Linked DNA regions of Homo sapiens: region 1 is linked to region 2. Evidence: chromatin loops called from intact Hi-C (ENCODE). Cell type or tissue: heart right ventricle. All regions are shown on one strand.

Evidence for each region. Hi-C counts contacts between places; a loop is a spot of excess contacts. Peaks named below come from ENCODE experiments on the same cell type or tissue, not always from the same donor. Only the 100,000 strongest peaks of a DNase experiment are listed, where the experiment ranks them.
Region 1: it touches region 2 in a loop (3-fold over the local background); 2 of 110 quality-filtered maps call a loop at or near these places.

Annotation. Positions count from the first base shown.
Region 1 is chr7:139,880,280-139,884,279 of GRCh38, forward strand. The region is part of intron 3 of TBXAS1 (thromboxane A synthase 1); the gene reads left to right. It overlaps LOC107986853 (a long non-coding RNA gene), which reads left to right. Exons shown (of 2, transcript XR_001745384.2): 1 at 1-154; 2 at 1,837-3,645. Among named protein-coding and RNA genes, the nearest start is that of TBXAS1, 53 kb to the left of the region's middle. In heart right ventricle, no CTCF peak of the experiment used is centred here; no DNase peak of the experiment used is centred here.
Region 2 is chr7:139,993,481-139,997,480 of GRCh38, forward strand. All of the region lies in intron 9 of TBXAS1 (thromboxane A synthase 1), which reads left to right. Among named protein-coding and RNA genes, the nearest start is that of PARP12, 67 kb to the right of the region's middle. In heart right ventricle, CTCF peaks have their summits at 2,250 and 2,452; a DNase peak (open chromatin) is centred at 2,251.

The DNA of each region.
Region 1 (4,000 bases), 110 kb before region 2:
GGCTCCCTCTTGTTGAACTTGACTTTTACACTTCCTGGCATCCATCAGCTATGCCGCTCCATTTTGGTAAGTGGCACCTGCATCCCTGGATCCCTTCATGATGCCAGCCTTGTTGCATAACCTCATATACTCCCATCAGAGCATCAAGTTGTAGGTAGGTAAGCATGAACTTTGTACATAATTCATAAAGTACAAATGAGTATAAGAAAAAAGTACACTTGCTCCCACCCTGGGGCCCATCTGCTCCTTCACAGAGGCAACCTCTCTTAAAAATTTCTTTATAGTCAAATGGATCATATATGATACATGCTGTTCTTTACCTTGCTTTGTTCATTAATGGTATTTGGGAAATTGTCCCATTTTGCTTCATTCATTCTTGTTAAATTAGGTAGTGTTTTTAAGGATTTCCTTGTATGAATGTATCCTAATTTTTAAAACAAGTTCTCAATTGATAAACATCTCTTACTTTTACAAACACCATCGCAGTGAAGATTTTCATATACACATCATTGATGTCTGGGGTAAGTATGCAAGATAAATTCCTAGAAATGGAATTATTAGGTCAAAGATGGTCTATGTTTTTAATTTCGATAAATATGACTAAATTTCTCTTTCTAGGGTTTATGTCAGTTTAGATTCCCATAAATATGCATATGTCCCTCCCATACTTGTCATTAAAATGTGTGGTCACAATTTTAAATCTTTACCATTTGATGGTATATTGCTGCAGTTTCGATGTGCATTTCTCTAATTATGAGCAAGTTTGAGCATCTTTTCATATGTTTAAAATGCAATGTATTTTGTTTTCTGAGGGATCCTTTGCCACTTCTCTGTTGGGTTATTGATCTTTTCCCACTTTATTTGTAGAAGCTCTTTGCATATTAAAGAAAGTAGCCTTTTATATGCCTTAAATAGTTTCTCCTCTTTATCATTGTCTTTGACTTTGCTTATCATATATTTCTTCCAATCAGAAAACATTTGTTTTTGTGTTGTTGACTTTAATTGATTTTAACAGTGTCTACATTTTGCATCTTACTCAGAAAGGTTTTCTCCACCAAGGATATTTTTTCATAAACTTTCATTTTTCTAGTTTCTTTAAATTTTATTTTTAAAATATAGAATGTTTGATATATCAGGAATTTATTTGGAAGATGGAGTTAGGGACACACCCTTTTTCCCCCCCTCCAGGAGGGTAGAGTTCCATCTGGAAATTCATCCTTTTCCAAATGATTTGAAATGTCACTTTTATCATTTATTAATTCCTAGGTGTATTTCTGATTTCTCTATTCTGTTGTACTGCTTAATCACAAGCCAGGGCTGCACTGAATATCCTCGTTTGGATGTCACGTTTGTAGCTTCTTGTACCTAGCTGCAGTAGGGTGTTCTAAGAACATCTTTGTAAGTATCAAAGCCTGAAGCAATCTATCTCCCAGGGAACCTTAGGTCCCATACTGAAAAAAAAAATCAATTTAGCAAATAAATAAGCCTTTGGTATAAAGGGCCTGACACTTAGCTTCAAAGTTCACACCACAGGAGGGGGAGGTGTCTCATATGCCTCCAAGTTGGAGGTTTTTAGCACCATTTTTAAAATTTAATTAGCTAGCATGCATGAACTAATAGCACCTTGTCACCAGGCAGTGAGGAAGTTGAGAACTTTGGGATACATAAGGAAAAGCATGTGGCATCAGCAATCAAAATAACAAGGTCGTTTCAACACTTTTTAAAGCTCAGCTTCCATGGTGCCATCCATTAGGAGAGTCTGTGTTCTGGAAGTGACTAAGGTGTGAACACTTTTCGTGTAATTGCTCTTAACCATCATGTTTATGTACTATTTAGATGGGGTTGAAGAACAGCATAGAGATGGTTTACTTTAATACTGGCAGATGGCTATGTGAGACTTCCTGGCCTACCATCATGGATCAAGAACAACGGGAATTGAAGGGCTCTGAAAGACTCACCTGTTGGACATGTTTGTTCTTTGACTTAGAAGATATGAGACATCTGAATACACTGGGCTTGAACATGTGGCTGAGGATAGGGTAGGGTGGAAACTATTGCTGATTTGTCCAAGAAAAGACAAGTACTTAGACTTAAATTGGGCAGCTGACACCTGGAGATGGCACTTGTTTTTAAACTGGACTGAGCTCAGTAGAATCATAGATGTTGAAGAAAGGTGGAAATTAAGCCACCGTTGTGGAAGAGCTTCCCAGACACTGATGCTAAGGAGTCAAACTTTAGGTTTTTGCTGCTGATAAAAGTGCAAGCCTCAGTATGAGGCTCATTTACTAAATGTTTGACCCAAAAATGTGGCTCAATTCTAAGAGGAATTGATGAAAATGAAAATATACATAGTATATTGAGAAAACACAATACCCTTGAAACAGTGGAATTAAGCACAGAAGTCCTGAATTATTCTAACATCTCTGGCCATGAGGCCAAACTGTGGGCAATATTTGGGTCCCCTAGCTTGGTGAAAGCTGGCTTTCATGAAAGCGTTGAAAGCAAAGCTGTGCATTGCCGTTCCCAATAATGTGAATCTGAAAGCAAAATTCATGTGAGACCATCATGATGGTCTGTAGGTCATAATTATTGAGCATCATTCAGTGAGTGAAATATCAATATTCTCACTGGTCAAAATAGCTTAATCATGAACACTAAGCCTGTAAGAGCACCTTTTTTAAATGATTGGAATTCACTAAACTGCATTATTGCATTTTAGGGGGGCCATTATTCTCTAAAAGTGAATGCCCTGACATAGTGTGCTGATGTTTTAGGAGGCCTTTGAGAATAGGAAGAAAGTTGTCCACAGGACAACTATCACCAAGCCAAGCACACTGCCCAGTAGGTGGAATTATCAAAGGAACAATTGTCCACAGATAAATAAGTGGCTTAGACCAAAGAGACAGAGGAATTTGATTTGAGTCCCACTTTTCTTGAATGAACCATTAATAGACTCTTCACCCTTACCTGCCACCAGCATGATCTCGTTATACCAAATAGTGTATTGCTACAAAGCTTCCATGCTTTCTTATGATTTAAGACCACCTTCTTTCCCAGTCTTGATCCAAAGACCCTTCTGAAGTTTACCTAATTTTCTGGACTTCTAACTTCTTCTTTCAGCCCATTTATTTTATACCAGTTCATTTCCCCCCATCCTCTTTCTATAACAGCATATGGGTGATGGTTGCTGCATATTTTAATGACTACTGCTATCTAAGTCTTTGTGACCCACCCTCATAAAGATCAAGAACCTGTATTAATTCCCTCTTCTTTGGGTAGAAGCATCCAACAGGGCATGATAGCTTACAGTAGAAATCTGCAGTTAAAATCCCAGCTTCAACTTTCTTTCTCTCTACTGCTTGTTACCTTAATGGATTTAGGCCAATCACTTCCCCTCTCCAGCTTTAGTTCTCTTAGATGTAAAATGTGGGATTTGGACTAGGTCGGTGATTTTGACACTGTTTAATCATGAACCTCAGTAAATAATATATTAACCACATTGTTATCTAATACACACACATACATTTGAAATAAAAGTTTTACAGAAGAACACCTTATTCACAGTATAAGAACCACTTTGATCTATTCTATTGTATTGTATTCTATCTGTAAAAAATAAAACATTTACAAGTTGGTCACAGCCCATTAAATTGATTTCATGACCACTAGTGAGTCAAAATCAGCAATTTGAGAAGCAAAGGGCCAGATGATATCTGAAGTCCTTTCCAGTTGTAAACTGGATGACTACAAACCAATGAGACAGCCCCTATCAGTGTGCATCAGAAAATTGTTAGAGGCCATTGTGTTTGCCTCTTTGTGGTTTAAGATTCTGAGAAACCTCTGTCAAAGTCAGTAAAAGCCCACCGTTCACAGCTGAAACCGAACTCCAGTGGAAGCACTTCTCCTGCAGAGACCAGCTCCCGCACCTGACTGTGGGCCCAGGCTGGGCACCTCCCACCCAGTAGCACCTTCTTGTTCTTTAAAATCACAAGTTCAACTA
Region 2 (4,000 bases):
CTGCTCAAGTTCATCTCCTGCTGACCCTGCGGCCCTGCTGCCTGGGCCTAGAATGGACGCACTTCTCCACAAGGCCTTGTCTTTCTTGAGATTCTCACAGTGTGACCCGAGAAGCATGCTCCACAATTTCTTATCAATTGAACACTAAAAATCCCATCTAGCTATGGGATGCCTAGTTTCTCCTCCTGGATTTTGTGGTTAAACCCTTCTGTCTCCAATGCAATGTAGCAGTGAGCACAGCTCTGGACCCGCATCCCAAGGCCTGAGGTCTAACGCTGCCTCTGCCCCCTCCTTTGCTGTGCAGCTTAGGCAAGTCACTTCACCTCTCTGGGCTGTGGTTCCTCATCCATCCAATGGGAGGGTTGAACTGCTCTTTGTTTGCTTTGCTTTGCTTTTTCTTTTTCTTTCTTTCTTTTTTTTTTTTTTTTTTTTGAGACACAGTCTCACTCTGCCACCCAGGCTGGAGGGCAGTGGCTTACTGCAGCCTTTGCCTCCCAGGTTCAAGTGATTCTCCTGCCCCAGCCTCCCAAGTAGCTGGGATTACAGGTGTGCACAACCATGCCCAGCTGATTTTTTTTGAGATGAAGTTTTGCTCTTGTTGCCCAGGCTGGAGTGCAATGGCGTGATCTGGGCTCACTGCAACCTCTGCCTCCCAGGTTCAGGTGGTTCTCCTGCCTCAGCCTCCCGCGTAGCTGGGATTACAGGCACCTGCCACCACACTTGGCTAATTTTTTGTATTTTTAGTAGAGATGGGGTTTCGCCATGTTGGCCAGGCTGGTCTCAAACTCCTGACCTCAAGTGATCTGCCTGCCTTGGCCTCCCAAAGTGCTGGGATTACAGGCGTGAGCCATTGTGCCCAGCTGCTCTTCCCTTTTTACTGTCCTATGACTGGTCTCCCAATGCCAGCTGAGAGTGTTGGTCTGATCTCTTTTCTTCTAAGCTGGCCACACAAATGGACCTCAGTTACTCAGTAGCCCTTAAAATCTGGTACCAGTCACCATTTAGGCCTCTGGACATCATCCTTGGGCAAAGGAGGCTTTTTTTTTAAGCTTGGGCCTAGCCCTCCCCACTTATATCCTGGACTGTGAAAATGGACCGAGTGGGCAATAGGGAATTCAGGATGAGCTGGAAAAAAAGAAAAAAAAAACTCCTGCTGCAATAAATTACATCACAGTGGAGATCTCTTTCTACCCAGAAAATTCTGAGCCCAGACAATGGCTCATTTATTTCAGACAATATTCAATACAACAGAATTCCAGGTCAATAGAAGGATTTCTGCAGGTTCTTAGAGTTGGTAGCAAAGGGATTTAACCCACGGAGAAAAGAGAGCTGTTCAATAATAGATTCCCAGGCGTGAGGGAGGCCTTATTAATAAATCCATCGGTGGTCTGCTGAAAATGCTGCCCCCTCCCTTGCGGGCATCCCACCTGACGACAGTGGGGGACTGATGCACCCAGGGCCCTGACCAGGGAGGACGTTTGGGTAAATATTTGGGCAGAGATGGCTGCTGCTAGAATGGTGAGCAGAGCTGGGGAGCGCAGGAAACGGCCCCTTTCTCCCAGGCCCTCAGATGAGACATTTTTATAAACATCCAGGCAGGCAGCCTCTGAAGACTCCTGGGCTTTACAAACACATCTCGTATTCTATAGTCAGCTGAGACCATGCTTTGAGCATGGGCGGTAAGAGGAGCAGGAAGCAGGAGGGGCGGGGAGGGGTCTGGCACCAGCTTTCTAAATTTAACATGCAGTTGCTTTTAGGCCAGTGGATAAAAAATAAATTCCAGTGCTTAAAGCTCTTATCTTTGTTTACCATTTCCCCAAACAGCTAGTGACCTGCTCTCTGACTCCTACAGCAAATCATCAACAAGATGCACACGAAGATGAGGGATGGGAAATGCAGGAGGGGTGTGCGGAGGGCAAGTTGATGGCTCTCCGCCTTCCCGTCACGTTTATTTGGCCTGGCAGAGTGACCAGGATCTGCTAAGGTCATGAGGCTGTCCCTGGGTGGGTGGGGGCGTGGCCATGCTGCATCAGACCGGTCCAGAGGTGGAGGGCACCTTGGGGTCTCTCGTGTGGCTCTCCTGTTGATGAGGGACCTATGAATATCCCACAGCGACCTTTTCAGATGCTCCATAACCTCGTGTGAAAAGCCCCGGTGGACCTGGGCTTGCCTATTGCATTGTGAAGTTGTAGTCCTTTGAAAATCCTGCCCCACGTGGAGTCAGAATCTTTCTTTCTGGGACTGATGCCATGGGGCCTGGCTCCACCCCCACAACTGCATGGCACAGCACTGCCTTTTCCTTGGCCATGGGCTCACCCTGCAGATGGGTGATGATGCGCTCCTGCCTCCCTTCAGTTTGTTCTGTTCTCCCAAATTCTTTCAGTGTGCCTGGTAGAAGCAGTCTGCCAGTCTCCCCTCGCTCCCTCTCATTCATCCCCTCTCTAACTACTCATCCTGCGACCCCACTGACTTGGTTTTGGCCTTGTCCCTGCCACAGTTGACAAATATAATGGCGCGTCTTCTTCTTCATTATTATCATTATTATTACTGGCAATCATAGTCCACTCTGCCTCAAACTCCTAGGTTCAAGTGATCCTTCCACCTCGGCCTCCCGAGTAGCTGGGATTACAGGTGCACACCACCATGTCTGGCATTTTTTTTTTTTTTTTAGAGATGGGGTTTCACTATGTTGTCCAGGCTGGTCTCGATCTCCTGGCCTCAAGCAATCCTGCCACCTCAGCCTCCCAAAGTGCTGGGATTACAGGCGTGAGCCACCGTGCCAGCCATCAATGGTCTCTCTTAGTCTTGAATCTCCCAGGCACTGTCCAGGAGATCTGAGATGTTTTCCAGGGTCCCTTACTTTCCAGTTGCCCTGCCACCTTCCCCTGGGAAGCATTAAGGTTCAATGCTTGGCTCTGTGCTTGTTTTTCTTACCCCTATCCCAGAGGACTCATCCCCGTCTGTGCGATACCATCTCCCCACTTCTACGCCAAGCTGCTCACGGTCTCACCCAGGTGGGGTGGTGGAGGGGGCCTCCAGCAAAATCCTGCAAAAGCTGATCTCCTTCCCCTGGAAGATGCTGCCCCACCCATGTGGTCCTCTTTCTGTGTTTCTCTCAGCCACTTAGGAATGAAACCAGGGAATCCCTTTCATCTCTCTTCATTCCCTGACCCGTTAAATCCCAACACCCTCACCTCCCCTGGTAGAGCTTCCTTTATGACAGTGATTCTGAAATCCAGGCTGCATGTGATAATCCCTTGGGGGACTTCTAAAACAATACCAATTCCTGCACCCCAATCCAGACCGATTAAGTGGAAATGTTTTGGGATGGGCCCCAGCATCAATAGGGAACAGCCAAGATAGACAGCCACTGCTGATAAGGCTTCTCTCTTTCAGCCCCTTTTCCCATTCTGACTACTGGCCTTGTGATTGGAGCACCTCACTTTTGCCTGGACTATTGCAAGAACCTCCTGTCTTATTGACCTATTTCCCAACTCTTTCTACCTCAGCCATCCTACATGTCGTTGTCAGATCACACAAAGCCATTTTCAGTATGTTATCTTGACTCATCAAAAACCTTCAGTGGCTCCCTATTACCATAAAAATAAATCTGTGAATGAACAAATAAATGGTTTCCCAAATACAGAGTAAGTTCTATATGGCACAGAACCGTATCTTATCCCCTCTCTTTCCCTGCCCCTCACCCCACACACTCTGCTAATCGGAGTAAATAGAGGGAACCAGGATCTGTGGGGTGAGTGAACAAAAGCATTTTCTCTGCAAATTAAATGTGGTCCACTCACTTCCCAGTGCAGAGAAAGTGGGCTAGGTGATTTAACTATCACTTACTTAGGGGCTTATTTCTTTCAACATCATATACAGTCAGCTGTGAATGTTCCATACTAATGGAAAAAACAGAATCCTAAATATTACCAAACAGCAGATAATTCAAAGACTCGAATCTAGTTGATGTTGGAATGCGTTTTTGCTTATGAGTGCT